Regions from separate parts of the Mus musculus genome. Here regions 2, 3 and 4 are each linked to region 1. Evidence: chromatin loops called from intact Hi-C (ENCODE). Cell type or tissue: left cerebral cortex. All regions are shown on one strand. Region 1 overlaps Myt1l (myelin transcription factor 1-like). Region 2 overlaps Myt1l (myelin transcription factor 1-like). Region 3 overlaps Myt1l (myelin transcription factor 1-like). Region 4 overlaps Myt1l (myelin transcription factor 1-like).

Evidence for each region. A loop is a pair of places that touch in the nucleus more often than their neighbours do. Peaks named below come from ENCODE experiments on the same cell type or tissue, not always from the same donor. Only the 100,000 strongest peaks of a DNase experiment are listed, where the experiment ranks them.
Region 2: it touches region 1 in a loop (2.6-fold over the local background); 6 of 42 quality-filtered maps call a loop at or near these places.
Region 3: it touches region 1 in a loop (2.4-fold over the local background); 3 of 42 quality-filtered maps call a loop at or near these places.
Region 4: it touches region 1 in a loop (2.6-fold over the local background); 3 of 42 quality-filtered maps call a loop at or near these places.

The regions. Positions count from the first base shown.
Region 1 is chr12:29,691,464-29,699,463 of GRCm38, reverse strand. The region is part of intron 3 of Myt1l (myelin transcription factor 1-like); the gene reads right to left. Among named protein-coding and RNA genes, the nearest start is that of C630031E19Rik, 9.0 kb to the right of the region's middle. In left cerebral cortex, no CTCF peak of the experiment used is centred here; DNase peaks (open chromatin) are centred at 1,205, 1,760, 4,177, 5,590 and 1 more place; H3K27ac peaks cover 5,911 bases.
Region 2 is chr12:29,750,950-29,758,949 of GRCm38, reverse strand. All of the region lies in intron 4 of Myt1l (myelin transcription factor 1-like), which reads right to left. Among named protein-coding and RNA genes, the nearest start is that of C630031E19Rik, 69 kb to the right of the region's middle. In left cerebral cortex, no CTCF peak of the experiment used is centred here; DNase peaks (open chromatin) are centred at 2,935, 3,232 and 3,639; H3K27ac peaks cover 1,757 bases.
Region 3 is chr12:29,816,716-29,824,715 of GRCm38, reverse strand. The region is part of intron 9 of Myt1l (myelin transcription factor 1-like); the gene reads right to left. Among named protein-coding and RNA genes, the nearest start is that of Gm46346, 95 kb to the left of the region's middle. In left cerebral cortex, no CTCF peak of the experiment used is centred here; DNase peaks (open chromatin) are centred at 625, 1,695, 2,256 and 3,524; H3K27ac peaks cover 4,274 bases.
Region 4 is chr12:29,834,003-29,842,002 of GRCm38, reverse strand. It overlaps Myt1l (myelin transcription factor 1-like), which reads right to left. Exons shown (of 25, transcript NM_001093775.1): 12 at 5,563-5,653; 13 at 3,856-3,963. Among named protein-coding and RNA genes, the nearest start is that of Gm46346, 77 kb to the left of the region's middle. In left cerebral cortex, a CTCF peak has its summit at 4,312 (motif pointing right); DNase peaks (open chromatin) are centred at 3,111, 3,340, 3,940 and 4,362; H3K27ac peaks cover 348 bases.

The sequences.
Region 1 (8,000 bases):
ATCTATTCATTGATAGGGGTGTTTTAAAGATTAACGGAGACAATGCATTTAGAGCCCTTCGTGTAATCTGGTCCGTAAATCCTGGGGTGGCAGCTATTACTGCTGCGCCTCCTGTGCAAGGATCGCCAGCCACCACCTTCTTGAAAGGCAGGATCTATGATTAGTTTCTCCCATTCCGAACACTTCAGTGGTTCTTGATTGCTGAGCAAATTAAGCACACGTTCGTCATCCTGCTGGCATGCCCTTTCTTGGCTCACATTATCTCAGAAGCCTTCCTTATCCCCCATAGCGGCTGTCATTTTCTTTCTCGAATCCCTTCAGCTGAGCACTTTCACCGCTATGCAAATGCATTTCCTTGTTTTTGTGCCTGCTGTATAAAGGCCTCCCCTTAAATGAAATGTATACATTTTTGGCAAGGAGCCACGGGTGTAGTTGGTGCCCAATACACGCTTGAATGACACCTTAGTGCTGGAAGATTTATAGTTTACTCTCAAACTGGAAGGCCATCAAGGAAATGCATATTTTATTTTCTTTGGAAGTTAAATTTTTATTGATTAGATGTCTGCATGGTTTAGGATTAGATAGTGTGCTGGGATTTATTATGAAAAGTCTTTTTCTTTGCTAATTGCTCATCTGCCTAATTCGCAGTCATTCTAAATATGTATACATTGCTGGTTTCTTTGTAGATCCTTCTAGAGCCTTTGTGACTATGTAACAAAAGAATACCCAAGCTCCCTTTTTATCATGTAAGAGGCAGTCTGTGTGTCCTTTTCATCTGCCGATGCATCCCAGGGATACATAGACGAAGTTAATTAGATCTCTATAGTATATAATGACTTCATAGAGATCTAATTAATTTAACCCCTAAATCACTGACTCTGGATAGGAAGTCATTTTTACAAGGTCACCTCAGAGCCAGGCCCTCATCTTTATCCTGCTCCAGTGACAACTTATACCTAGTTATAATGTGTACAGCCAGCCTCCAATGTAAGGTACTCCGATAGTCTCAAAGTCCCATGCATCATAGATGTGCAAGCATTTTAACCGTGATGTATTCCTATCACATAGTGTCACAGCGCACCTTGCACTCTGTGATGGTGACCACTCTGGCTAGGAAATCTGGCAAGCAATGTTCCTGTGTTTGGTGCTAATTGAGAATTCCTCTGCAGAACAGTCTCTGTTGCTATGGACACCGTCCCCAAAGGAGGTTTAGAAATTCTTCCACATGTCTGCATGTGCCAGAGAAAGCCTGCCTACTTCCTCTTTAATTCTCAAAGAAATCTCTGTGTGTGGGTGGAAAAGAAACCACCCAACACTGCAATAATCCAGCAACAAAACAAATATATTCACAATGGCCTTCCCAAGGACCCACATTTGAAAAATTAATCACATCCAGTCACTTAAAACAAGGTCAGCCCTGCTTCTGTCAGGGCAGCTGTATGTGCTGGGTCCCAGTGCTTATCCCAGAGCTAGGTAACATGGCTGCTGTGACAGTATACATCAGAGGAGTGCCACCTCTCTTCACCCCAGCCTTTAGAGATGCAGGAACAGCAATAGCAGAATGGCCATAGGGCAGAGAGGAGATGGCTCCTGAACGACCACTTGGCTACCATTAGCAAGAGGACAAGGGTATCATCTGACGCACCGAGTACTACTGTCTTAGGTTGAAAGGAGCATTGAAACGGGCTCCTTATATCCTTTGGGCATGCGCCATTGCCTCCACTTTGCCAAGTGGGTCCTTCAGGCTTGTCGGAAAATACCAGTACCATGTTAAGGGCTCTGCCTCTTTGGCTCATTGCCATGTGGCCCTTCCTTCCTCACCAAGGCTCCTAGGATGGCCAACTAGCTCCTTTTTTAAAGGGAACAGAAGCAGAGGCTCGGGTGAGTTCTGGTAGGAAGGTATCATCTCCGATTCAGATGAGGAAATGGGATCAACTGCGGGACGCCTTCACATTACTGTTAGGCAAACAGAGCTATGAATATAGGAGAGTGTTCCTCCATAGCTCCATGCTTCTAGACTCCAGAATATCAGACCCCAAACACCAGGTAGTAGGGTTATGACTGGTCTATTTTTGGAATCAGATGATGTCAACATTTGGTGACAATTGTTATAAGGGTGTGTGACTGCCACTAATGTGATATAACACTGTTGACTGTATAACAAACATTACTGTTCAAGTTACATTTTGAACATATTACCTCCTCACAATGGGTACCCAGTAGTTAAGAAAAATGATTAATATGCTCAGAATTCATGAAAAAAAAAAAACCCTAAACAGGGCTACGTGGAAAAGAAAGAAAACGGAAGCATTTCCCATGGGTAGCAAGTCTCATTTTGAAGCTGTGAATGACTCTGTTCTGAATACTACCAAAGTACTAAACTCAACTACTATATTGAGGATGGAATCACCTAGTTAAAAATTTAAAACTAGTGAAATATTTTAACAACAACATAAAACTAAAAAGAAACATGAAGGCTAGATTTTTGAGGAAGCTGGTGAGTCCGTCAGTGGTGGCAGATGAAGTGTCCTAGGGAAGGACATCATATGACAAGTGGCGAAGAGGCTGCCTTGCTGGGGCAGACTGCATGGCTAATGTTTGGCTTGAAGGACTTCCCTCTGCAGTGTGTCAACAATAGCTCTGAATAGCATAAGAGGCATTTCTTATACCCTCACCCCTTCAGGAGCCCTGTAGACTCAGGTTCTCTGGAGCAGGAGGCAAGAGGCCAACGGAAGTTGTGTCTGCCCTTTGCCATCAAGAGGCTTCTTGTCCCACCCACAGCAGTCACCATCCTGAAGGAGAAATCTTCCCACCCAGAGTGGGATCCCAGGTCACTCAGCCCATTATAAACACTTCAATGGGAGACATTACTGTTATTATCCAAGATAATAGATAGGATCATAGCGGCAACCCTTTTTATTACTGGAAAATGAGGCTCTCATCTCTTCATGCTCTGTAATGACATCTACTTTTATTTATTGATGATTTTATTTTATACCTAAGACAAGAATGATCCAATCTTCAGAAAATGTAATTTAGCAGGGTAGTTTTTGCACAAGCTCCCGTGCGGTGCCATCTGTAGTGAATAAGTAGTTTGACCTGGAACAGGAAAGATCTATAGCTGTCATGGAAGTCAGCACCTCTGTGAGCTGTGACCACAGAAGATGCACAGTACAGGATTGTAGATTAGGGTCAGAGGTGTCCCAAAGAGCTTTCTCTTTCTAGCTTGGGCACAGCTGTAGCTGCCTTAGAGAAAAGCCAATGCCTACACAGGCAGTGTCCCGTCCTCCTAGCCTGGCCCTAGGGACAACAAAACTTTGCTTGCACTCGGCTTTCTCTCCTCTCTACATCTGTGACACACAGAGATTGCTTTCTTTCTGAGTTCAGTATACTTTAGGTTTAATTTTTTTTCCTTATAGCAAAATGCTAACACACACACACACACACACACACACGGGTGGACTGGGTTGATAGTCATTATAAACAACATTTTCCTGATAGAATTTTCAGAGATGTTTTAAATATGAAGGAGGCATGGCATGTTACAAGCCTTTCTCATAAATCCCTTTTATACTTTTTCACATGTGTGAAATGAAGAGGAGCTGGGGGAAGAGAACAGGAGGAGGCCCTTACCAGATCTGAGCACCCCAACAAATTGACACTTGAGGTAGCATAGTATAAAAAAAAAATAGAACTTGTGTGCATGCTGTCAGGAGTTTGTACAGGAGAAGAGGAGCAGGATTTTTTCAGCAGAGTCAATACAACAAACACCAGAGCAAAGTGCACCATTCATCTTTATGTCTAAGGGGTGATGACCCACCATGATACTGAAGAAAGATTCTGGGTTAAACCGAAGTTAAGCATCTTCCAGTCAGGAGCCAATTCTAACAGGCGTCAGATCTGAGCAGCTTACAGGAAGCCAGCGTCCCTGGGAAGTATGCCACAAGGCCTGGCTCACAGAGGCAGGGGTTTCCACTCTGAAACAATGGGAACAGACCAGAGTAGGGGCAGCATATATACCTGCTGTCCTGGATGCCTTTCAACTTCTAGAGAAACTGCAAGGAGTGTTCATTGTCACTGGCTGAACTCTTTAAACTGGGCCATATGCTGAGTCTGCCTTCTATAAATAGGGCCCTGACTGCAACCAAATTCATCTCCAAGGCAGAAGCCTGCTGTGTCCATAACTGCATGATTTAAACAGCTCCACCCACACATCAGGCAGCCCACTCAGTCTCTTGAAAAGCAAACTGCCAACTACAAGCACTTGATGCACAAGGCATTTTGAAATCAGTATGCCCAAGGCTGGATTTCTCTTTTTTTTTCCTTTCCTTTCCTTTCCTTTCCTTTCCTTTCCTTTCTTTCTTTTTTTTTTTTTTGTGCCCCCAAGTCTGTCCCTGTGTCCCATGGCTAATGATATTCACTGCTATCCTATACCCGATGTCCTGGCAACTCAGTGCAGTAGCCAACAGCAAGGTACTGGGTAGACAGAACAGGGATGTCTTTGTGTGTTTTGGTCCTTGATGGTTTTTATTAAGTTAGTGAAATACCCAGAGCCCAAAGAACATTGTCCATAGGGGAGAGATAGTTTCCACCTCACACAGCTGTTGCAAGAACTGCCTTATATCAAGATATATGCATGGGAAGCCATCATGAGAATCATGTACATGGCTCAGGAAACAAATCAAGCAAGCTGTAAACACCCTAACAGAGTCCAAGGCTGGATTCAGGCTCTGGCAGCAAGGCCAGTCATCCCACAAGACACATTACTGTAGTTGGGATGTGACTGTGAACTTCAGTCATGTTTCCATCCATGTCACATAGCACTCTTGCTTTCTGTCTGACAACAGCTTATCATTCTTGCCAACACCAGTAGAGGTGTGGGGCAGGGGTGGGGTGGGGTGGGGACATGATGAGCACAGAAACCCAGGGGACAGTGCAAAGCAATCTGGTATCAGTGTTCTGCACGCATTCCCCCTTACTGCTGTCCAAACTGTAGCTTGGTGATCTGTTGTTCTTGCCCCACTCCGCCACCCATAACAGCATGAACACCCAAGATCATGACCAGTAGTCTGAAAGGGAAAACAAGGCAGGAACGGAACGCTGTGGGTGATGGGACCTCAGGCAGCAGTGAGCATTACCAGAACAGACTTTAGTGAGATGGGTCATTTAATTGGGGGGAACAAAGGTTGGTTTTTTTTCTCCTTTTAAAAAAAAATTGGATATTTTCTTTATTTATGTTTCAAATGCTTTCCCCTTCAGAAACCCCCTATCCCATTTCCCCTCTACCTGCCTCTATGAGGGTGTTCCCCTATCCACCCATCCACTCCCGTTTTCCTGCCCTGGCATTCCCCTACACTGGGGCACCGAACAACCTCAGGCCCAAGGGCAGCTCCACCCACTGATGTCCAACTAGGCCATTCTCTGTCACATATGTGGCTGGAGCCATGGGTTGTTCCATGTGTACTCATTGGTTGGTGGTCCAGCTCCTGGGGCGTGTGTGTGTGTGTGTGTGTGTGTGTGTGTGAGCGGGTTGGCCAGTTTACACTGTTGCTTCCCCCATGGGGCTGCATACTTCCTCATCTCTTTCAGTCTCTTCTCCAATTCCTCCCTCAGGGATCCCACACTCTGTCCAGTGGTTGGCTGTGAGCATCTGCCTCTGTGTTTGTCAGGCTCTGGCAGAGCCTCTCAGGAGACAGCCATATCAGGCTTCTGTCAGCAAGCACTTACCGGCATCCACAATATTTAAATCCCTGGAGATGAGTTGGGGCTATTCGGGGTGGGCTCTGGTACTGAGGATGTCACATTTGCATAAGGAGGAATTCTAGGTATGGCTGGACATGACCTTATAAGGAGAGAGCAAGTTTAACCTGGTTGCTGGCTATGTGACCTCCTCAGGTGGGGCAAGGGTTGAGCCCAGGAAAGGGAGGGAGTGGTCTCACTCCTGCCAATCTCAGGATGAGATTTCTGGGGTTTGGATATACCTCAACTCCATTCTTGCTCTTGGTCAGCTCCTCCACTGCTCCCTGGTCCTACTGTGATCTATACCATAACTTAACAAGCATTTGAAAGCACCTTTAGATTCATTTCAGTGATACTTGGGCATCACAAGTATGAGGAACAGCCTATAATCAACCTCACAGCCCCCTGCAGAATAAGGTCGTGAGCCCTATTTGGGAGTTACTAGCCTACATAGACTATGCACTTACTGGGATCCCTGTCCTGAGATGGCTGGCCAGCTCCTTCCCATGTTACAAACCCAACACCTCAGGAAACCAGTGAGATTCTTAGTGACAGGCAAGTTGTGATGGGGAGGGCCCAGGACAAGCTAACAATGTGTCAGGTGTCATAACTCAAGTTAGTCAAAGTGAACTTTAAGCATCAAAAGACAAAATGAACAGACTATGAAATATACCCTCTCTTAACATTTTCTTAAAAACAACAACAAAAAACCCAAAAAAACCCCAAAACCCCCAAAACCTAGCAGAGAAAAATATAAAGTAATTTTAAGTCAAATGCCAATTATGAAATGTTCTAAGAGGAGGGAGGCCCCAAAAACATATAGGTAGCAACCAGAACAGGTATCTGGATTAATTTTTAATTAATATTGTATTAGATGATAGCTGTGTAAATAAAGAATTGTTTTTCAATTTTGGTCTGCCTCTCTTGTCTCTTTTTCTTGTTCATGAAAAAACGAAATCAGCCATGTGTAGAAATATAATTTAAGGCAGGAAGAGTCACAAATAAAACACACACACACACACACACACACACACACACACACACACACACACACACACACATCTCTTTCGGAATAAATTCATAACTAAGAGACTCTAAATCTCGGAATAAATTCATAACTAAGAGACTCTAAATCAATTCTTCACAGTGCTATAGCCATGGAGAGACACTGACAGGTGTCATTTGCATATACATGTCCCTAATGGCGCCTAGACCAGTAATCCAAACCAATAGGAAGTCTGCTCTCTGGTGCCAGGAAACCAGGACCCTGGGCTGCAGGTTTCCAGTCAATAGACACTACTGGCCAGAGGAGAGGCAGATTTTAATGTCTCCTACCAAAGGCATGCACACATGCTCTCCAAGCCTTTTCTGTACAACAAAAAGCACAAAGAATTCTTTCTTTGACCTCTTATTTGTTTTTAGCTTTTTCTCTTCTCTAAAAAAAAAAAAAAAAAAAGCCCACAGTTGCCTGACCATAACCTTTCAAGCCATTTAGTGTCTGGTTTTGTTTGTTGTTTTATGTTACTTCATGGTAATTGGTTTTATCTGAGTTACCAAAGACCTCCATTGTTCCAAAGCCCAGTGGCTGTGTTCTGTTCTCATCTGCTCACCCCTGGCAGAGCCTCCCTCTTTCCTACTCGTTTTGACTTTCCTTTTCCCCTTTCTAGTCAATTTCTGACCTCTTCCCAGGCCCCTCTTCTAGTTTGAATTTCAAACTGCTGGGCTTCAAGGTCCTTGCTCTTATGCCAAGCTCTTATGCCAAGCAACCCACAAAGCAACCCACAAACAATCGAGGTCTGAGAGCATAGAAGGCTTCCTACTATTGTAGATTTTCCATTAAGAAGAGCATTAGCAGTGCCTAGTCTTTGGGGCAGGGGTAGACCTTCCAAACTTCCCTTATAGAATGCAAGGCTCTCTCAAGCTGCTGCACATACCCCGTTAGTGGCTATGAGGTGTCCTGACTTGAAGGCTGTGACCTCAAGGGTCTCATTACTCTTAACCAAGGACTGTCCTTCAGGAGTGACTCAGCTATGAGCCACGAGCAGCTCACCCTCCTGATGGTAGGAAACGGAGCTATCGGTGCTGTAGAGGAGACCTGTGCACTACCTGGTGTCTGCCACTGTCCAGAAAATCACTCTAGCATTTTGTTACTGTGAATCCATAAGAGAAGTTGGCTTGCCCGTGGACATTGTCTTCTTGTCAGTCATTTCTATGTAATTTATTTCAGAGTGTTCAGAACAGAAGGTCACGTTCAAAGTGTC
Region 2 (8,000 bases), 59 kb before region 1:
TATGTGTATATGTGCATGTGTATATGTGCATGTGTATATGTGTATGTGTATATGTGTATGTGTATATGTGCATGTGTATATGTGTATGTGTATATGTGCATGTGTATATGTGCATGTGTATATGTGCATGTGTATATGTGCATGTGTATATGTGTATGTGTGCACATGAACATGTGTTTGGGAGTCTGTTGGGTTAGAATTACAGGTTGTTGTGAGCTGCCTGATGTCAGTGCTGTGAACTGAAATCTAATCCTCTATAAGAGCAAGTACTCTTAACCACCAAGTCATCTCTCCAGCTCTCAGAAATTTACGTTTAAGTAATAGAGTGTTCTAGTGTATATCTATGGGGAATAGGTGGTGTTTTGACCTATACTATGTAGAATATCCAACCAAGCAAATTAAGACATACCTAACACCTTGATAACTCACTACTTTTGTTTTTTGTATGTGTGGTAAGCATGTTAGAAACCCATTCTTTAAGCAATTTATAAATATGCATGCTATTCTTAACTACAGCCATTATGCATGGCAACTGATTGCTTGATTTCTGCCTTCAATCTTGGGAAACTTGGTCCCCATCATCATCTCCTCCTTCTTCATCCCACTGCCAGCCCCTAGTAACCAGCTCTCTTCCTGCTGTACCTAACAGACAGAAAACCTGTCATGGGGTTCTGGGGAGGCCTGCCCAAACTGGTATATGTACAGAGTCTCATCCTCCTAGGATGAGGCCCAAGTGTAAAGGCCGATTCCCAGAGTCTGTCTGTGTCACACGGGCCTGGGTAGTATTTCTCACACTATTGTGAACTCTTTGGTTCATGCTTCCCACAGTGAATGCCATCTAACAGAGGTTAGAAAAGACCATTCTTGGTATTGCCTACTTTTAGTCCCAAGAAAGAAAACTCCTCAGACACAGAATGCTTCAGGTCCTGTACTCTGCTCACCTCAAGGTCACTGGATGAGCAGCAGTTGGGAGGTGTCAGACAGCAGACAGAGTTTGGTTTGGACGGACATCATTCCACTCAAGGTCAAGAGTAGGTCTGACTTCCATTCGAGAGAACCATCATTTCTTTGTGTGAAAAACTGAGTTCAGAGTCTTAGGCAAGACAGAACCATGCCCAGGAGAAGAGATTTAGTGTCCCAGCTAATCTTAACTCAGAGCCTGCATAGTTGACCCATGAACATGATGTTGGAGTTAAGTTAGACATCCAGAGGCCATTGTACAGTCCCTGATGACTGACTCTCATACTGATTTCTGCTCCATAATTTCTGCTTGTACTTGTAGTCACTCTACATGTATAGACATGTGTACAGACATGGATTTATGCAGAAGCAGGCACAGCCTTAGTCTGACCCTATGACTCACTTTAGGTTTTTGTAGAAGGAATTGTAGACTGTGTACCTCCTTCTGCTAACTCATTCTCACTTAGTAGAACAATTTTCCCATACGGTAAGTAGCTATACCTCTGTTCTGTTATAAGCTGTGACCCAGTAATAGAGCCACATGTAATTTATGAGTCTATCAAATGACTAGCGTGAATCTAGGATCTTTCCTTGTGGCTGGAGTAATGGCTCGGCAATTAAGTTGCTCTTGTAGAGAGGGTCCAAGTTTGATCCCCAGCATTCGAGTGACTGCTCACAACTACCCAGAACCCCAGTCTCAGGGGATCTGTTGTCCTCCTTTGGATTCCAGGGTATGCATAGGACATACATGCAGGAAAAGTACCCATGTGCACAAAACAGTATAATGATTAAAACATCTAAAAGAATTTGGGATTTTCCCACTAGCATACAGTGTTCTCATAAAGCGCTCCCCCTCTCTTTCTCTCTTGCACCCTCTATGTGTACAGATGTATGCACTTTTTGTAAGTATGACTATTCATGTGGTCAGTAGTACATGTGAATATGCATGCATATGTGTATGGAATATAGAGGTCAGCACCAGATGGATCCCCACAGTTGTACTCATCTTGTTTATTTGTTTGTTTGTTTTAAGTCAGGGTATCTCACTGAGTCTGGAACTCATCATTTGGTTAAGTCAGCCAGTGAACTTCGGGGCTTGGCCTGTCTCTGCCCTCTTAGCACTGAGCTTCTAGGCGTGGGCCTCCATGTCTGGCTTTTTATGTGGATTCTGAGATTTAAAAACACCCAGTTCCTCACACTTGCATTACTACTGTGCCATCTCCTCAGCTCTTTCAAAAATACTCTTCCCGTGTGTCTCCTTATACATTATAGGGATAGAGACACAAAATTTAACAGGTACTGAATAGTCACCCACCCCATGTTGTATTTCACTCACCAAAAAATGTGAGTCTATATTTTCCAGCCCTCTGGCCACTTCTTTGGTGTTCTAGGCTTCTCTGCCACATTGATGGAATGCTCGAATTCCTTGTGTCTGCCGCACTGCGTGACTAGCATTTCTGTCATGTTCTCTGACCTCCCTAAATGCATCCCTGCCTTTCTATGTTGCTATGTGTCATTATAGATCTTTTTCTATAATTCATTAGGTCTTTCCTGTAACCTGCCAGCAGTCTGTGAGCTTTTTGTATATAAGATTTTCTTATAGCAACATTTTGAACTTTGACCTAGTTACGTTAATTGTTTTATTTTTCCCATAATTTCCAATTTGTGCTGCTGTATCTAAGAAGCATTTTCTTATTTATGGTAAAAGGCATACTATAGGGTTTTCTTGTAATCTTTGTGTAATATATGGATTAAAAATGTGCATCTTTAATTAGCCAAAGTTTATTTGGGGTATATATAAACTAGGAACTTCGCCAGTGGGCACAGTCCCAGTGAGTGTAGCACCACTGTCCTGGGATGGCCCCTTCAGAAAAAGGGAAGCCTTGGAATAGAAGATATTGGCTCAGACTCCAGGAGTCGGAGAACTGGGTTAATGCAGAGGCGGGATGGACAGCTGCCAGGATGGGACACTTTGGCTGGCAGGGCCTCCTGGGTGACAAGTATTCCTAAGGAAGGAAACTGTAACACTTGGGTAACCCTAGAAGGAAGATACAGAGAAGCTGTGAGGAACCAGCAAAGAAACTTCTATACTGAGGAAACAGAAAGTCTACAGTCCAAGAGGGAGAGGTACTACGTATAGGGTCAGAGGGTAGAGTAGTGAGCTTGGAGTTCTCAGAGTGCAGGAATGGAGAACCTGACCTAGATGAGGTTGAGGACAGGCAAGCCTCATCAACCTGGATTCTCACACCCCAGGGTAGGCCTGGGGCTTATTCTGAGCAGCAGAAGAGCCAGATATAGGACTTTAAGCAAGAGAGTGAGTGGTATAATTTATTTTTAAGTAGACTCCCACTGCCTGGTCTGGAACATTCTGGAAAACAGATGGTAAGTAGCAGAGTACACTGAGACACAGTCCTTAGGAAAAAGGTCATTTATTCACTTCACTAAGACCCTGCTGATCTCGAGATGCCTAGAGTGGAGAAGGCAGCATGGTTCATACTTGCATTCATTTACTGTGTGTATGACTATGCTGAGCTCCAGCTATGACCAGGACACCATGCTTGAGCAGGGCATGGACACTTAAAGAAGCTGCAGTTTCAAAAAAAAAATGTTTTTATGTGAGCAGGCACAGAATGGGCCAAACCCTGCAGGATGGAGCATTTGTTCATAAGGCTTATCAGACAGATGTCTTCATATCACACAGCACATTGGCACCCTTGTCAGCTACAGACGGAATAGCCTCAGAATGTTGGTTAAATATGCCCTGACTTTGCCCTGGCAACCCCATAGACATGCATCTACTAAAAATGGGTAGGATTTCTTCCAAGATAGGAGAAAATCTCTGCCAGAGAACACTCGAGACTCTTCGCTGCATACAGAGAAGAGTGTGTATGTCATTGAACCTGGGCACATCCTCCAAATGGCTTCACACAAATAGTTATATATTAGGTTGATCAGCATCTCGTCCATAGGAGTAAATGCTCTTGAGTTTACAGAGTAGTCTGTATAGTCCTCTGTCTCCTTTGGCTAACTCAATAGTTTCCAGGCACTAACTTGAAAGTTTTTAAATAAAAAGGAAACAGAACTCAATCATTCAGTGACGTCAGAAGAGGTATTGGGAGAAATTTCAATCTTCCCTTTTCTACCTGGCAGCCCACTGGTCTTTTGGGACCAGACAAGTCATGTAATATGCTGCTTTGGAATGTTAATCCTTTAACCTGATTTTGCCCTCTGAAATTTACTAAGTTCCAGACTGTTAGTTGATATGGTCAAATGAGTCAAGTGTGACAGAAGAAAGTCACCTGCTGTCTTGTGACCTAAAGCAAGCAAGACCATTTTTTTTTCTTGGATTATTGCTGCTTCCTGAGAGCTATTCACAGGGCCCATACCCAGGTGTGATTGTCCAACAGTATTCTCTGCTGTGACTTAGAACTAGATATTTTTCTCTACCATCTAGAAATGTTGGTTCTGAGAGATGCTGGGCTAGCCCTGCAAAAGGAAGGCTGCCAACATCACATTTTATCAAACCTGACTGTGATGGGCTCAACTCTGTCCCTCAAAAATCCACAGTTGACGTCCTCACTGTAGTATTTCAGTAGTAGCCTTATTACTCTTTGTTTCCTAATTGTTGATGTCACATGATCAGCTGTCCCAATCATCATGTCCCATCATGCCTTTTAACCATGATGGCTGATACCCTCAAATTGTAAGTCAAAATAAGTCATGCCTTCCTTAGTCTTCTCCTTGGCAGGTATTTGGTCACAGCAATGAAAAGATAACTAATATAGAAGTCAGGCCCAGAGATAATAACATACATGGTAGAACACTTTAAGAGATGACTGGTCATGAGAGTGAGCTTCCATTTGCTCTTGGCATTCTGCTGAATGAGGTCCCAATATCTCCTCTCATCAGGTAACCAGCCTACTGGGCCTCTGAATTTGGACTTCCCAGCTTCCAGAATGATAAGAAAGCACATTTCTATTCCTTATAAATTAGTCTGTCCAGGCTGTGTTGTTATGGAAGCATAGACTAAGTGAATTTAGATTTCATTAGTTAAGATGAGGCCATGAGACGGTGAGGCAGTTCCTAATCCAGTTTGGCAGCACTCTTATAAAAGGGTTGTCCATACAAATGCACAGGAGGAATGACATGAGGAGGTAGAGGAAAGGGGGATGCCTTTCCAAGTCAGAGGAGGACAAAGGCTACCATCAGCTGCCTGGATGAGACTAGGAGCAGACAGGTCCTCACAGGTGGAGCCAGCACTCCAGAGCTCTAGAATGGACCCTGCAGGCTCCATGGATATAGGAAGATTAAACTGCCTGCAATTGGAGCCCATTGAGTCTGCTACCAGGGCTGCGCTGAAGGCACTGTTTTCACTGTCTGTCCTCTGCTTCAGAGGTGCTGCACTGCTTGTGAATCCCCTCTCTTTGTTCCAGGTTTGTTTTTAGTCTGGCACCAAGTATCATTGAAGATGGCTCTTTGCGGGGCTTTCTGTTAAATGGAGATGCAGATCAAGTGGTCATGTCCATATGCTGACCACGAACCTGACAATGTGGTGCCATTGCTGACAGTTGAGGTTAGTGTGAAACTGTCTATTTCCCACCAGAGGCTTCTCATCATGGGGTGTCTTCAGAGGCCCGGAGAACCTTCTCCTTCCCTGAAGAATTAGCATCCAAAATTTAGCTAGCTAGAATTGAGTTGTTTGGACTTGCCCATAAGTCCTCCTGTGTCAGAGGGAAGGACAAAGGGAGAAGGTATAGAGTCATCCATAGTTATAGTTGATAAGCTGATAGGAACTGATGGCAACTCTGTGGCCAGAAGATACAAGGGCCAGATGGGGGCAGGAATGAGCTAACAGAAGAAGGTAGTAGTAGAACCATAGCCCCAGAGAGCTATGGCTCCTCACAGGGGCATGGGAGTTAACCTGCTAGTTGTTCACTGAGCCTAATTCAGGACTATGGTAAAAAGGGCCAACAACAACCTGGATTCAGTGTGCATACCCTCCTCGGGCTTGTCTGTGTTCTGAGTTCTGTCCATAGAATGGGACCATCATTTTCTTTTGTCTCCAGTCCAGCATACTGTCAGAGACCATCTCTAACAGAGGTGAGGTCTTAGTACCTGTAAGCTATTCTTTATGAAGCAGGTTTGATTGGAGATAAATATATAAACGTAGTCTTTAAATATGAGAGAGAGGGAGTCATAAACACAGCCAGAGCTTGGTGTGGGCTTTGCAGAGAGTCACCATTTACTAAGACACACAGACACAAGAGCAAGAGGAAGAAAGAAGCTTGAGAAAAAAGAAAGACAGGTAGGGGTGCAGGTTTCTCAAGGAAGAGTGGCCCTTGAGGGTGTTTAGGTAAAGCTCCTAGCATTGACTTCAGGTGTATTATTCAAGGAGACCATTTCCACCATACCCTGATTTCTGGAGGTTGAAGCTAGACCCAGGCTCTTGCCCCATCAACGAAGTGTTTGATGGATGATAGGAAGCTGGGGGCTGTGGGAGAACCCTCTTCTTACACCAAGTGGATTCCACCCCTTTCAAGGCTTGGGCTTGGGTTGCATGATCCAGAGACAAGAATGGGGACTTCATCTCTGCTAAGTCGCCATTTCAACCCTAAACCCTAACATCATTGCAAAACATTGGAAAGGTTATGGTATCCTTAGGAGAAGTAGACAGTAAGGTAAGTTGTATCTTACGTGTGGTACAAGGAACCTTTTTAAATTTACTAATTTTAAAGCCCCTTGATTAAAACAAAACTTGAGGGCAGAATTATTTTGTCAGCTCATTTTTTATATATATCTGGAAAGCTTGGATTCTCTTTTGAGAAGATATTTTACATGTATTTTAAAATACTCCCCTCAAAAACAAATGCCAGTTTCAAATAATTCTGAATTTTTTATCATGACTGTAATCTAAAAATTATCATATTTTATCTACCTTCTGCCACTACTCTGCCTAACAACATTTTCTCAGAAGTCAGCCTTCCATGATGTCTGCTTGTCTGGGTTGCTCCTCTATTCTTAAAGTCCCTTCCAGCTCTGGGTGAGGTGATGGCCCCTGACAGTCTCCAAGCTGTTCTCTCTACTCTTGCCCACAGGTCGATGTGGCCCAAAATTCTGCTCTTGAGGCTGCACTTTCAGTCTTGGCAGGTTCACTTAATGCATTAATTTAACTTTTTTTATCTAATTAGGAAACTCATGGAGTTTTTCCTCCGTAGTCTCTTTGCCCTTTATCACAGATTCTGCCCTCTATTTTAAGGCTCAGTCCACAGACTTTACCTCTAGGCCAGGCCCTGTACTTCAGAACAAATGCCAGTATGTTTTGCCCTGTCCTGGAGGCCTTACACCCCACCACCACCCCAGGCCCTACCCTCAGACCCAGTCTGTTGAGTGGGCTCCTTTCCAGGCTCTCAGATCCTGTCAATCATCTCACCAGCCAAATCTTTGACAGCCGTATGTCCTCAGTCACCTGTTCCTGAAGTTGAAACATTAGCCTGACTCTCCCTTCTGCTTTCTTAATCAGTTGCAGGGTCTTGCTCAGGAAGGTCTTTCTGCTTACGCTCATATCCTAGCTATCTTTCTGTGATGCCGGTATTTGCTTCAGTGTGGGCACACTTGACTCTAAACTGAAGACAGAAATGCAACATAAAGGACACTTGGCAGTTGGGGGTCTCAGAAAGGAATGACGGGTCTAATAGTCTATTTAAGTTTTATTTGTTCCCTCAACTGGCTGTGTATCCCCAAATCTGGGACATAGTAGAACAGGATGAACTGAGAACCGTCTCTGCTGTATATGCACCCTACCTATATAGTATAGCCCCACAGGAGTCCCTCATGCTGACCATCACCCACATATCTTAGCCTGGGATGCATGCTCCATTCATGGTGTGGCTCTCAGGCTCAATGAATTTCTGCTCTCAAATGGAAAGGCTCCCTTGTATTTGCCTAGTGTGATGTTTGCACAAAATACCCAACAGTATTTGTTGAATGGAAGCTGGTTTTTAAATTAGTAAGCATAAAGTTATAAACTGACTTTCACATGG
Region 3 (8,000 bases), 130 kb before region 1:
GGAGGAGGACGTCACTGACTGTAATAACCAGGGGGGAAATCCTGTCGAATCCCTGCTGCATCTCTAAGGTCAGAAATGACTTCTGCGCTGGAAAAGGACAAGGCCCTCATGAGCCTTTTACTAGCAGATGGGAGGTGTAATGCTGTTAACCCTCCCTTTACTCACCGCAGGATCATCCTCAGGGTTTTGCCTGCCCTGCTTTCTACATGGCGTGGCTAAGGAGTCCATCTCAGCCCTTTACTATTGTTCTATGTCACCTTTCCCCAAGAAGATGAAAAGAAAATGGACAAGCTGCCCTACACAGTATCCCAGCCATGCTGACTCATGAAGCTGAGGAACTAACTGTGAGACAGGGTTGGCCCCTTCTCTGTCTGAGTACCAGGAAAGTGCCAGGCTTTCTCCATCATGTGTAGCAGGCCTGCCTCTCACAGGGAAGTACATTGGGAGAACACTGCACATACTCTGGTGCTCTAGGGAGGCAGATACGACATTAGGAGTTATGCAAGTGGTCTCATCACTCTCGCTGCGTAGTGACCTTTCCGAGTCATAATGAACTCATCTGTATGGCAGGGATAATTATCTGCCTGCCCCCTTCTCGCAAATTCCCACAAACCCCAGAGTGAGGCACACAGACTACATGTATTTCAAATGCCTGGCATGGGTGCTAGTTGTTCTCTGATCCTTTCTCTCCCAGAACAGATGCCTGGACAAGCTAGCCTATTCAAGGAGGGAATCTGGAAACGCTATGGGGAATGCATCTGAAGACAGAGAGTGCTGCACGATTTGGCCTGTCTTCAAGTTACTAATACTCAGTGTCATCTGAGGCCGCGTGAATGACAGCGCAAATGTGGAAGTGGCTGAGAAAATGACATTTAGGGCCAAAACCCTTACAGTTTAATAGAATTCCTATGGTTACCAGTATTTAACTGTTTCCAGGCTTCCCCTAAAGTTAACTCCTAATTATGTGGACTAAATGGAGGCAAACAGGCTCCAAGTCATTAGCAAACCGATTCTAAACAAGCACCCTGTCTTGGCCTTGACTAGAATGTCATGGTAAGTGTTTAGAATCCCATGTCTGGTTTTCCGTATTCAGATAATTTACCAGATTGTTGTCTTTCTGCCGAGGCTACCATTGAAAAGACTCCATCATAACTATGGGTCTTGGCAAACAGTCCAGAATTTTCTGTACTAGTCAAGGACAAGAAATGAGGTACAAATATTCTAACTTATAAAACTTTCAGGAGTCAATATTACTTGTTTCTCTCTAGTGATTAATGTTCTCTCAAAGTCAGGGGATACATTTGTGATGAACAAAGCATTTTCCAGAAAATAAATGCACATGTTTATGTTCTCAGTAAAAAGTAGGAACATGGATACCACAGTGTGCTGAGAAGAGAGGATATTGTGTTCCCTCTGTTGCACTGCGCTTGAGATTAGTCATCTCATAGAGTACCAGGGCCAGGCTGAGACCCGGGCCGCCTCCCAACCTGTCCAGGCCCAGGTGTTCCGAGGCAAATCAGAATTTTCATATGGGAATGGAAATCAGAGAAGTTTAGGTTGATCTACTTCCAAAGGATGAAAACGAGCCTAGAGATAGAGGTGCTTTTGTGGCTGAGCCCAGATCTGCCTATGTGATCACCAGTCAGCTACCAGCCTCCTTGTTAACTGGATTACACAAGTGATTTTTCTTCCCGTGAGGGCTTTATAAATGCTGTTGCCACAACTCACCTCCTCTAAGTTTGACTGTTAGAAATATTTTTATACTACACAGAGAGCAGACAGAATCACTTAGTTGGAAGATTTTCCTAGAATGGCTGGAACTCCATGCACTGGCTTTGTAGTAGAGTTTGTCTCTAAAAAGCGTGTCTGAAATAGAACTTTTAAAATATCTGGTACTGATCAAGTCACATACAAACATATTCCACATACCAAATCTCATACACAGTGAAGAGCAGGGTGTGTGTGTGTGTGTGTGTGTGTGTGTGTGTGTGTGTGTGTGTGTGTCTGTATGTGCGTGTACCCAGTAGAATTCAAAACACAAAGCCCAGTCCTATGGTCTATTTGTCCTTCCTAATCTTTGTAGAGACCCCAAGAAAGGTTCTCTAGTAGCTACTACTCCTGAAAGGCAACAACAGAAAGCCACAGATCACATGTGTTCAAGTGACAGAACTGAAAGACTATACTGGGATGCTGTGCAGATTTGCTTTACCGGTCTTCTGCACTGCCTGTTTCCATAGCAACCAGACTGCAGTCTTCTTGGAAGAGGAACACAGTGAGCTTGGTGCAGACAAGCAGCTAGACACCTAGATTTTTCTCATCAGATGAGGCAGAGCTGTGCTGTACACCCCGTCGGGTGACTACTGATATTCTCAGCATCTGTCTCCTGACTTTCTCTCCCCTTGATACTCCTCACTGTGCTGGCAAGAATGGAAGACATATTTCAGTCACCACATTTTGAGACTTGTGCTAGGGTTGCTAGCTCAGCTAGCCTGCCTCTGACCAGTGTCTTGACTAATGCAATTTAGGTCCTTTTGTGTTTGGGAAGGTGTATCAATTTTTTCATCATTGTGACCAGAGACTTGACAGAATCAAGTTAAAGGGAGAAAGATTTATTTTGACTCATAATTAAGATGATGCAGTCTCTTAGGGAAGAGAAGGTTGGTAGAACCCATAGTGGTAAAAGCATGCAGGCAGGACTCTTCACAACTCAAGCAGCAAAGAATGGAGACTGCTGGCACTCACCTCGATGTTTTACTTTTATTAATTTATTCCAGCACTCTACCCTATGAGGTGCATCCCCCAGCCCCATTTGGGGTAGGTCTTCCCTCTTTCTTAAAACATTTCTGGAAATTCTTTCAAACATAGACCCAGAGTCTGTGTCCGAGGAAATTCCAAAATGAAAATAAAGAGTAACTATCACAGAAGATCAGAAAAATAGATAAGGCCTGTACTCTGGGTGGATAATCAAGACAGCCCTGGGCTAATAGGAAAGTAGGTGAAAGGTGAAATTCACTTAAAGAGGCTAACAAAGGGCAGATCTTGACTGCCCACAGTTCTGCTCACTATGACCCCAGGAGCTCACATCACATAGCCTCCACTTCTTTAGACCAGGCTTTGAGCAGCATGCATCTCCCATCTCATCTTCCTTCTACCACCACACACACAGTGTGTAGCATGTGTGCCATCTCCTTGGAAGTAGGAGAGAAGCTGCCCTCTAGTTCACTGCTGTTCAGTACAGAGGCTTTCAAAGCCTCCAGGCACTGAGTGCATGGGGACAGGGCCCACCCCATGTGGTGTTCCTGCAACAGAGGAGGATATAGACTTTCTTGTAGCCCTAGGTTTCGTGCCCTGCTCCAAGTGGATCAACAGATATTCAGCTGAGCTAGATAACAACCCCAGACAGTTTTTACATGTAAAAGTCTTTTTAGGTCAACAAGGCGGGTGGGAATGGACCAGAGAGGCATGGGCATGTCATAGCCAGATGGTGCTAACTGTAGCCACCATAGCCATGTGTGTCCTGTTTCCTAATCACACCTTACTTAAGTGCTGCTGTTCGCTTTGTTACTAGTGTTTTATATTCACAGCTCATGCAGGGCTTTCTGAGTTCTTAAGGGCTAACTTAAAGCTATTGGAATTCTTCTTACTGATAGAACTTGGGGGTGTTCTCATATCACATTTGGAGAAAGGCAGGCACCCTCCTTGCTATCAGCATGCCTTCAGTGGCAAAGTGCCTCTAGCTTCCACCTGATTTTTCTACACCATCTTCAGATTTTTTTTATTATAGATACATCTGTTAGTTTTTCAGCACTTGTAGATATCCTGAGGATTTCAGAATAGGATTATCTTAAACCCAAGCCTTTCTCCTTACTCCCAAAGCCTTATCTGAACAGCATCATTACGAGGGGCACATGTGCTTAATAGGTCCCAAGCAGAAGAGGTGCCAGCGCTGTGGGATAGGAGGAGACACCTGAGGCGGTGAACCGTGGAGAGGAAAGAGACAATGGAATTTTGTTTCCAGATATTAATGAAATGCATTCTCTCTTGAATGTTGTTGAAAGTGAATGGTTGTTATTTGCATCTGATTTTCTATGGTTAGTGAAGTTTGTAAGGTTAGATGGGGCTTTTAAAAGTAAATCTATGTAGAACATTTTGCTAGTAACTCCTCCCCATACATTAACTGCATAGATAGATTAGAGGTTGGAAAGTTTAGATGCTGCATTTTGACTCCTTCTAAGGGTTTTGGAGGTTTCCATCAGCACGCCATCCTGTATCTGACAGTGTCACCAAAGGGGAAGCTGCTACCTTCTCCTGGGTCCTACTTTTGAAGCTTTTGCCTCTCAAGACTAAGGGTCTTAGGATACAGGCTTATCCCTGCATCCAAGGACTACCTTATTTCATCCCAGGAGTCCCTTTATCCCCATCTGAAGGAGAAGAGGACACTTGACAAGCAGGAGGTATCTGGAGAGGGCAGCACTAGGGCAGGCAGGAGGATTCTGAGCACTGGTGCAGGTCCAGTTTCAATAGTCCTGTCCATTTTCTGCTCTGCAGCAGCTCCTTCCAGTGAGCCTTTGCTTTGTTGCTGCTAAATCCTGGGACATGGTTTTGATGTGTCACACCCAATTGCTCCAAGTGAATTTCCAGCCTCTCTTCTGAAAGCTATGTTGTTTTGACTTCATTCTTAATCCTACCCATGTCTGTACATTGAAAACTTGAGCTCCTTGTCTGAAGACAAGCACACTCAGTATTTGATTTTGTCTGCTCCATGCCTGTGTGCACTTTGCTGTCAATATAACCTTGTAAATCAATCTAGCTTGTAGCATGGCCAATGCCTCTGTCACTCCTGAACAAGGTCTGACATGGTCTAGCATTGCCTACCAAATCAGGGCTGAGAGAACACAGACTAGATCATAACGGCCTATTTCTGACACACTCCTCTCTCACTGAGTTACCTGCTCAGAAATGATCCTGGTTCCTTACATTGTCTTAAAGTTTATATTCTCCTGAAAGGAAGTAAGAATTTTCAAGATATTAAGGTGCCAGCAGCTAAGTTGATCATTGGAACATACCTCTCAGAGAAAGTCTGACCCAGGACACTGAGGTATGGACAGAATAATGGATACCTAGGATGAAGAGGTACCTGTGGAGTTCTAGCAACAATTCATTAACCCCAAGTAAATACTGACATTTCTAAGAGTCCTAATTAAACAGAAAAAGGTAGAGCCCTTGGAAAGGGCACCAGACCAGCCTTCTCACCAAACTGAAGACAAATACTGTGATTGTCACATTCTATATGTGGTATGCTGAGTGGGTAACACACACACACACACACACACACACACACACACACACACACACACACATCACATCACATCACATCACATTTAGAACTCAAGAATGAAACAAAAAGATGACATCTTTGTAGTCATAGAAGTTGAACAGGTAGAAAATGAATACTCTTCATAGTATCAGGGTGCTGATACTATGAAGAAGAAGGAAGCTGGATGGGAATATAGGGGAGACAAGAAGCTGGGGAGGGACCAGTTCTCTTGAGGAAGGAGACTTCTGCAGATACTAGAATTGGTGAGAAGCAGTAAGTGCCAGGTTTTCAAGACTCCAGAAAAGGTGGCCAGTGTGGCATGTGAAGAACTAGGCACAGAGGATGAGAATATGGCCAGGACCTTCCCACACCAGGTCAAGACACCAGTACTAGATGCCTTCTTCTGAACTCTGGGAAGGTGGCTGTGTCTCATTAGTACTGGGAACAGTGGTTGTAGCAACCTCCAGCTAATCCCACTGTCTGGTTTTGCTCCAAGAGGTGGCAGTCTCCTAGGACCCCTGTAATGGTTTCTGATACTTCTCTGCAGTCCGTATTCCATTCTCTGACTTATAGATGAGGGAAGTCATCCAAGGAGAATTTCTGGTCCTTTAATTAGAGGTTATAAGGCTGGCTATGCATCCTGTATTATGAGTTATTTTAGTGTTTGGGGTCCCAAGCTTGCTAATGGCTACTTTCTCTGACTTCTACCCTGGCTGACAAGTTTCATCTGCAGAGCCTATAAACCATGGGAGGCAGGCAGGCACTACCCAGGCAGGGACAGTGACACTAAAAGATGCAGCCCTCAGCATCCTTGCTTCACTTTCAGGCACACTGATTCTAGGGCTGTAGACCAGCATAGAGGAACAAGGCTTCCTATAGGAAACAGCAACCTATAGGTTGCTTTACCTCTTGCTTCTGCCTCCTGAGTGAGTGCTGGAATTGAAGGCTTGCACAATCCTCTCAATGTTGTGTAGTGGTAGTCATTGGCTGAATAAAAAAAACCTAGGCAAGTTTCCTACCAACGGTAGTCACCTGTTAGTTGTCTATTTTGTAAGTAAAACAAAGATTTCTATACAGTGAGATGAGGGAAATTGAAGGATAAATAATTTATAACAAGAACCAAGCCACTTTTAACTTAAACACTGTGAACTCAGTTTCTTAACGTTTTCATTCATTAGGGAACTAAATTAATGGAATGTGAATTAAATTTCATTTATAAGGTTTTGATGGGCTTCTTAATGACACTTGGGCACTGGCTTATCTAGATTTGAAGATTTAAAAATAATAGGATAGTCACATCCTCACATCTCTGAGCTCTCTGAGATAACAATGACATTGGGCAGTTTCTTCTGTCTCGTTCTCAGTGTCCATCTGTCTCGCCCTCTGCTGTTCCTGTCCTCCTGTCTCTATGCCTGCTTGCGTCTCTCAGTAGCGTCACTCATCGTCTGGTCCTGTTCCTCACTTCTGTCTGTTTGTCTCTCTCCTCTGCAGGTCAACTGGTCAACCTAGCGGACTGCTTGCCTACAGAGCAGGTGTCAGTGTGGCTGCGCATCCTGCTGAAGGGGTAAGTGTAACAATCCTTGCCCTTCTGTCTTCAGAGCAGGGCTGAGGTAGGTGGATTTCTTACATCACTGTGGTGGGTTTGGAGGGGACCCTGTATCTTTGCATCCTCATCCCTGGTAGAGACTCTAACTCACTTCTAAGGAAGCCTATGGAGGTATAGGCTGTTTTCTCTATAACATGGTCTACTGACCCTCCGCATCCTAATGTGTTCTTGGCTTCAGCATGAATTCTTGAAGCTACCACTTCAGTGTGCAGTGCTTAATTCTGCATTCTTCTAGGCCAGTGTGTGTTTCTGCTTACTTCACTCAGTCTTTATCAAACCAAAAAAGAAAAGAAAACTCTAATGCAAACAGCAAACATAAAAGCTTCAGCTAGCCCGCTACTCTCTGAATACACAGGAAGCACGCTCCCTGTGTGAGACTATGGGCAGACACCTCGAGACCTTGCTCTGGTGTAGCCTTAGCAGAGAGCACTTTTCCTCACTGCCTGACACCCAGGCATGCCCCTTCCCTTCGGAGCTCAGGGGATGGTCTTGAGCACTGCTTTTCCCCAGGGCAGGACAGGCAGGTGTGACTAGGTCAGTGTTCCAGGTAGGCACAGCCACAGGTCTAGAGTGGTGCAGCACCGAGTGAATGCAGGAGAGATTATCATATGGTCACTTTTGATTATGGCTGCAATGTCACAGTTGCAAACAGTTCAGACTTGTGAAGATCTTTTGTGTCTTGTGCCTGCTTTAGACTGCAGAGAAAGACATGTAAACAGTGACTGGGTGATCTTATTTTATACGAGCTCTAAGAGGCTGGATGACCTTCCCAAGCTTAATGGCCCAGAGCCCAGAGCCCCATGGTATCGTGCTTCACTGTGACCACAGAGCATGTGTGTCAAAAAGGAAATGAACAAGATACACAAAACACACTGCTGGTTCTCGGCTGCGGGCCTTACAACAAGCCTTGTGTGTGACATCCTGTTTTCAGTACTACAGAAAAGGCTAGCCGCCAGCACTTTATGAATGTGTTTGCATCTTAAGGGTAGGAGACATTATATTTTTATCACGTTTTCTGACTTGTCTTATAATACTCACACATTCATGAAATTTGATAAAGTTTATTTTATGATTAAG
Region 4 (8,000 bases), 140 kb before region 1:
CTTAAAACTAAGAAACAGACACACATAGGAACACAGAATGAGACAAAACTGTATCAGAATTTATCTAGTTGGGCATTAAAATAGAATTGTAGGAGAACCTATGAGCAAATAAATATTCATGTTCCTTCAATGTTCTTTATCTAGTAGTCCTTTATCTTAGACTTTGGGATAAAATATTTAAATGGAGGGGGTTTTGATTCTTATTCCTTTACTAATGTGTCTGTGTCTATTTTAAAAGTGGAAACCACCTCAAACACAAAAGAATTAAGTTAAACATTGGTGCCCTTATACTCTTTAAGCAATTTTTGTTCTGTATAATAGATACCGATAGGTGTTTGCACATCTCAATCTCAAGTCTTAAACTTTTTCTGAGGTAAAATATTGTTAAAAGTCCTTGCAGGCAGGTATCCCCATATTTCCACCATTTTTGAACAGTGTATTTACGTAAAATGGCCCTTAATTTCAGGAGGGGTTATTGATCATTCTATTTCCCATTTATATCAAACTTTTTTCCAAAAAGTAAGACCTCAAGAAGCTGGAAAGAACACAAATGTCCCTCAACAGAGGAATGGATACAGAAAATGTGATTCATTTACACAATGGAGTACTCCACAACTATTAAAAACAATGAATTTATGAAGTTCTTAGACAAATGGATGGATCTGGAAGATATCATCCTGAGTGAGGTAACCCAATCACAAAAGAACATATATGATATGCACTCACTGATAAGTGGATATTATTAGCTCAGAAGATTGGAATACCCAAGATAGCAATTCACAGAGCACATGAAGCTCACGAAGAAGGAAGTGTAGATACTTTGATTCTTTTTAGAAGGGGGAAAAATACCCATGGAAGGAGTTACAGAGACAAAGTGTGGAGTAGAGACTGAAGGAATGACCAGCGGGAGATTGCCCCACCTGAGGATCCATCCCATAAACAACCACCAAACCCAGACGCTATTGTGGACGCCAACAAGAACTTGCTGACAGGAGTCTGATACAGCTGTCTCCTGAGAAGCTCTGCCAGCGCCTGACAGATACAGAAGTGAATGTTTACAGGCATTCATTAGACTGAGCACAGGGTCCCCCGTGAAGGAGCCAGAGAAAGGACCCAAGGAGCTGAAGGGGTTTGCAGCCCCATAGGAGGAACATCAATATGAACTAACTAGTAACCCCAGAGCTCCCAGAGACTAAAACACCAACCAAACAAAACACATGGTGGGACTCATGGCTCTAACTTGCATATACAGCAGAGGATGGCCTAGTCGGTCATCAATGGGAGGAGAGGCCCTTGGTCTTGTGAAGGTTCAATGCCCCAGTACAGGGGAATGCCAGGGCCAGGAATGAGAGTGGGTGGGTTGGGGATAGGGGAGGGAAACCAACCAGGAAAGGGGATAATATTTGAAATGTTAATAAAGAAAATATCTAATAAAAAACAAACAAACGAGAAAAATGAAAAAATGGGTGTTACGGCCGAGGGGAACAAAAACCAAAACCAAAACTATGGTGAACCACGTTAGTGGTTAGTGTTGGCTCACGGTCTATCTACAAAGGCCAATCACAGATGACAAACTTTTCCTTGCTCAAACCTGGAAATCCTGCCCGTACCTCAGTGGGAAATACTGCCGGTTCGTCATCCTGAAACACTGCTGCTGCACCCAACTGGGAGACAGCCCAGCCCTGGATGCCCAGCCTGCTCCTGGGCGGACTCACTACCTGCCCTCGGCCGGACTCACTGCCTCTCCTCAGCTGGGAACACGACCTGGGTCTTAGCCGGATGTACGGCCTGACTACCGGAAACACTGCCTGTTCCCCCCGGAAACACGGCCGCAGTCAGCCTACTGGAGACAAGGCTTATCAGCCCGAATGCAGCCTGGTCTCAGCTTGAGGTGGGGAAAACCTCAGCGCGCACCTGACTGGGAAGTCCTTCGTGGACTTCCGGTGTGTGAAATGGAAGCTGTTGGGTGGGCTGGGGCGGCCACCGCAGTGAGGGTTTGTGGGAGGTCAGAGCGCGAAGGACGTCCTCTCTGGGACCAGGATGGGGGTCCTTGAGGCTCGGCCTGCATGTGTTTGTCTGACTTCCACAGCCTCTCTAATTCATGGAAAACATATTTAGGAAATATAAAAACTGCTAAAAGAGACGATAACCCAGAATTCTTTCAGATTTAAAACTGTTGAAATTTTGGTATAATTTTTTAGTACTTAAAAAAAGTGATATAATTTGCCCCTGATTTCACATGGCACTTGCCATTTCTTTTAGTTGCTTATGTTGTTTTGTTTGTTTTGATTTTTTGAGACAGGGTTTCTCTGTGTAGCCCAGGCTGTACTGGAACTCACCCTGTAGACCAGGCTGGCTTCAAACTCAGAAATCTGCCTGCCTCTGCCTCCCAAGTGCTGGTATTAAAGGCGTGCGCCACCATTGCCTGGCTTATTTGCTTATGTTTTAAAAGCACCTTTTCTGGTGTGGTATTAGAATAAGAATGTGACATTGCTGAGCTATTTTCCTTCACAATTTCCCACATTTCCTTTGGCTAAGGACTCTGCTTCCTTAAACATCCTTGGGAATTGCGGGAATCCTCCACTGATTAGTGGACTGAGAGGTGGGGAAGAAGTTGGACAACTTGTTTAGTATTCAGTCATATCTGCAAAGGGATAGTGGCAGTAAATAGGAAACTGAGAGGCAGACAAGAGGTTCACCTAAGTTCTCATCATAATGCAGAGAATATCAAAAGTCAGAGAAGGATTATCTTGGAAAAGAGGGATTATAGCTACATTTAGTTTTTTATTTTTGTTTAAATATATAAAAATTCCTATACACTTTTTAACTTTCTCAAAGGAGAAAGGAAATTTAATTAATTGCAAAAAAAAAATACTAAATGAGGACCAAAATGTGTCTATCTCTTGCCTAGTAATTTTCTCTAAGTAACTTATCCCAAAGAAATACCTATAGTAGAAGCCAAATGCTGTATCTATGGGAAACTATTCATCATTACTCTTTAGAGACAGCCCGTATGCCTCTGAGCTAGCACAGAGTTATGACTGTGGTACAACATCCACGGAACTGGGTATATTCAAATGAGAACATGACGATGATAGCATTTTATGGGGAGACATTGTCACGAGAGTAAGAAAGCAGAAATACACGGACTGTCACAGACTTCATGAGATGTGTGTGAAGTCTGTGAGGAACGTAGATGTCGTCTTCTACCTATAAACATCTTCCTGATTTTGGAAAACGGGGTTCAGTCTTGCTCCTCGGCACTTTTCCACTTTAACCTGCAGTGCTAAGTCAGGTAGTCGTGAGCCCCTGTGCTCTGTCTTGCCTGTCAAGCGGCAGTGATGCCACCTACTTCCACCCACATCTCAGGGTGTGTGAGGATAAGGGGTGATGACAGCTTTGATGGCTTTTCATACAGAAAACTTCCAAGCACAGGGAATGTGGCATTTGTCATTCCTGCATTTTTAAAAAGGCCCCGTGCCACCCATAAGCAGGTGCTGTACTTTGCTTCAAACTGGGATAAAATTATAATGGGCTACTAACATTACTGATTTCTAAAACTTCTATTTTAGTTAGCATTCATAGAATTATGAATTGTCAGGACTACAAATCATAGAACTCCATCCAGTTCTCTGACTGCTGAAGTCATGCTGAGCCACTGGAGTTACACTGACCACCAGACTTCTACATACTCTCTCAGGATTGAGGGCACAGGACTCAGCTTCTAATCTGGCATAGCTTCCTTCCCTCCTTCAAGAACACATCTACTCCATGGAGCATCTCCAACACTCTCTCTGCTCTGTGTCAGGATAGATTCTGAGAGAAATCCCTTGATGACACACTTCGGCTGAGTACCTGAGGACTCGGTCTGAGGCCTGGTTGGATTTGGACACATCACAGCTCTGGTGTTTCTCTTGGGCCTTTGCCAGTTTTTCTGCAGCAGCAATGGGGCATCCAGAGAGGCTACAATGACAGAAGATAGATTTAACTGAATGGTCTCAAATGGCTTGCCACACACTGATAACATTCACCATGTTCTGTCCTTCATCCAGCTAAGATGACCCTGAGGTAGATGGAGGTAGGAGAATTTCCCAGCCTGCCTGGTACTATATATTTCCTGGGCTCTGGCATATAGCTCTTATGACAGACAGCACCAGGCCTGTCCGATGAGTATGCCAAATTCCAGGAAGCAAATACAACACAGGCTGGTTAAACTTTCAGGCAGAAATGCTGGAGTGCTGGCCATTTCTGCAGGTCAGGCAGTAGCAGCTAGAGAAGGAGTTTTTGAGACTCAAGAGTGGCAGTTAGTTGGCTATACCAGAAGGTGGCACTCTGAGCTGATACCAGAGGTATCTATCTATAAGGCTTCAGGGATTCTGACTTGAGCTCACCAAAGGAGGGGCAAAGAAAGGGAGGTACAGCAGGAATACCTCCAGGACTTCAGGCAAATGTGATTCTTAACTAGTGCAGCAGGATCAGGATGGCAGAGGGAACACTGAGGCCTCTTTGTTTGAGCTGCTTCCACAGGAAGTCATAGTATCTGCATGCTTGCCTCCGTGTGTTCTAGCTCCGTGTGTGTGGCCATCCATGTGTACACGTGTGTTGATGGCAGAAAAAGGAACTGACACTGTGGGCTCTGCACAGCACTCAGCCGGGATCTCCTGCATCGCTGCCAGCTCCTGCAGACTCAGTACCAGAGACCTTCTGCAGGGCATAGAGCTGTGGTCTGTTTTATTATAAACTTGACACTGGTAACCAAGCTTCTTGTTGTGACTAACCAGTGAGGTAAAAATTAAGAGAGCTTTTACAGCTTCCTTCCCCCATTTAAGAAGAAATCTAAGCTGTGGCAAGACAGATCTAACCGAGTTACATTTTGCTACTGCAAAAGAAGTGATCTGCTATCACCTAGATTTTGAGAGGAACTTAGTGACTCTTATAATGTCTGAAGAGGATGGGGAAGAAAGCTGGAACACTATCAAGAGTACAATTCTGACAGTGTATATTTTCAGCAGTAGTCCAGTTAAAGCCATTGACCTGGAGCCGCGTCCTCACTGGTGTACCCCTGCCAGATGCGTTTGGACATCTGCTCATATTTTAATGATGTTGATGCTGATGGCCAGGGGACTCATCAAATTCAAGAGCAGCCAAGTTAGTCCTCTGTATTTGCCCTGCTGGGTTCTAGTTCACAACCCTGAATGGTAAGTGACAGACAGCCTCTCCTATGAGAGAAGGTTAGAGAAACTTGCTGGATTCCTTCTGGTCTCTTTCATTGTAAGTGGCTATGGGTTCCATCTTAGATGCTGTACTGAGTAGGTGACTTTGTGAGGGAACAGTGCTCTATTATACTAGAGGAGGCAACATAACTGAAGAAATTAAGTCTTCAAAAACGGGCAATTGACCCTTTGACATTTCTGTACGTGCTATGACCAACTCTCCAGGAGCAATGTGTGAGGTCTGCCGCTCTCCTTTGGAAGGGAGGGGCTGCATAGCAGTAAAGAGCTACCATGGGGAAGGGCTGTGGGTGGCTTCTTCTAGCATAGACCCCAGCAGAGTGTGGCTTACCTTCTGTGCGAGTTCCTGTTGCTATTCACATGCCCTCGCCCTGTGCAGCCTGGAGTGGGACACTTGAGAACATTTTCATGCATGGCAAGAACTTGACAAAGGAGAGGCAAAAAAACAAATAGCCCAGCATTAAAAGAGAGAAATATTGAGAATACAATATGCAATTGTTTTAACAGGCTAGATTAGTTTAAGACAAACTACAAACGTCTGTGATGTGCATGACCAGGAAATATATGTGGGAAGAGAAAGAAGATTGTATGACTGTCCTCAGGCATGCAAAGCAGGGTGCACTGGCAGGGAGCCATGGGGGTCAGAGAGCGCCATAACTGAATAGTCCCATGTGGGACAGAAGCAAGGGCCACCCTAGTGTATCCCATAGATAAGCACTGGATGCCGATCAGCCATGTAACAGCACATAGCCTGGGCGTTTAAAAAAAAAAAAAACATGCCTGTGCTTTGGAAACACATGGGATTGTGAAAGTCTGATGTGAGTGAGCCAAACTTTAAATCTCATTTTTAAAATAAATCACGTTTACCTAGGAAATTAGAATCTTTTGTGCTTTCAGTAGAATGAACAGGAATAATTAGATCCCTGCATTTTTACCACATGAAATTAACAAATAGGAAGATGAGAGAGCTGGTCCCCAGGGCACAAGGACACTGCCTACTGGCATCCAGGGAGGCTGGTCCTTATTGTTCCATCCTTTGTCTGCTGAGACATGTGGGGTTAGGAGTGATGGGGAAGTCAAGACAACTGACTTCAAAGGAGCCTGCTGGCCATATATGCTCTGCCTGTCTGATCTAGATGTCTGCAAAGCCCAGTCCTAACTGCCTGCAAAGCCTGCCTATGGTCAAGTGGTCTTGTGAGGTCTGCTCAGCCATGTCTGCCCACACTTGTCACTATTGTCCATGGCTTCTCTCCCGTGGAGCGGTCATTGTCTTGCTGGGCCCTGTGTGAAGTTTCCACATGCCCTTGTGCCTGTCCATGTTTTGCGTCTTTACTACTGGTGAATTCCTTACGAACAGTCCATTGCTGTTTTGTTCTTAAGCCCTCATAGCTCCTGCCTCTTTCTTTAGGTATGGCTAAAGTTATGAATTAAAGTTTAGATATGAATTAAGGTGGAAATGTCAGCATTCAGCTCATTTCCTGTGAGGGCCTGGAGGGGGCCTAGGAGAACCCCTTTCAGAGGACTCCCTATCTCAGAGGAAGATATGCCCTTCTCTTTGAAATCTGCAATCTTACTAGCCTATTGACCTGTTAGAATGGCACACACTCCTCTTTTACCTTAACACATGCCTTTCTTTCTCTTTATGCTAAATATTTCTATTATAAAATCTTCCCTGGAGAGAGCAAACACCTTTCAGGCTTAGCCGTGCGGTAGAGTTTAAATGGCTGTGTCCTGCTAAGTGGAGACACAGAAATTATCTATGTTCAGTCCACACCTGTAGTGGCATCTGCTTCCTCAGTCTGCATGTTGCCTCTGTGAACTGTCTCAAACCGTTTCTCCTCTTCAGTTTGTGGCGCTACCCTCACTACTTTCCCCAGTCTTTCTCTGAAGACTGGGAAGACTTTCAAACAGGAACCCCAGTGACCTCTAACCGTTCCTCCTAGGCTCCTTCTGAACCTCAGCCTTCATACCTGGGGCTTTTGAAAAAAATGCTATTTTACCTGGTTGCTGCCCCACATCTCTTTCTTTACCTCACCTTTCCACACAAGCCTATGTTGGGGCTCCTTTCTGTCACTCACACTTCATGCCTTTCCCTGGTAACTCACTCCTGTTTTTACTGGAGCTCAAAAGATGCCACCTAGGGTGCCACCCACTAGACCTACTTCTTGGTATCCTCCCATGCTACCTAGCACACTTTAAGTCTGTACTGTGGAGTGGTGACAGAAACTCTGTCTGGCTCAGTTGGGGTCTCCTTAGGCACAGAACTGCCCTTTGTCATTTAGTCAGTATGTTACAGGGCAGAGCCCTTCACTGAATTCATCTGGGCGGAAATGGATGGGAAGCCAGCCCAGAAAACCAAACAAGGCTACTATGGAGTACTCTACTTACTATTATCTTTACACTTTACAGTATTATGAAGAACTACTCACGAGAAAGCAGTTAGAGTTCCTCTGTACCTCCATGCCGGCTATACCCTTCATGAGACATGTTCTCATCTAGACCAGGCTAATGTCAAACTCAGCCCTCCTGCTTCTACTTCCCAGGTTCTGGGATTATAGGAATGCACCATGCCTGCCTTTAGAAATGCTTTGCTTCAGACAGTTTGTAAGACCAGGTCTTACCTGAGCTACACTTACTGCCTGCTAAGGTGGGTCTGAATGTGACCAACCAGGGCAAGCCTATTCAGTTTCTAGTTCAATAGAGCAAAACCCATACTTGAACCACATCTAGATACTTCCTGTGAAAATAGAGTCAAGGAGAATTCTTATC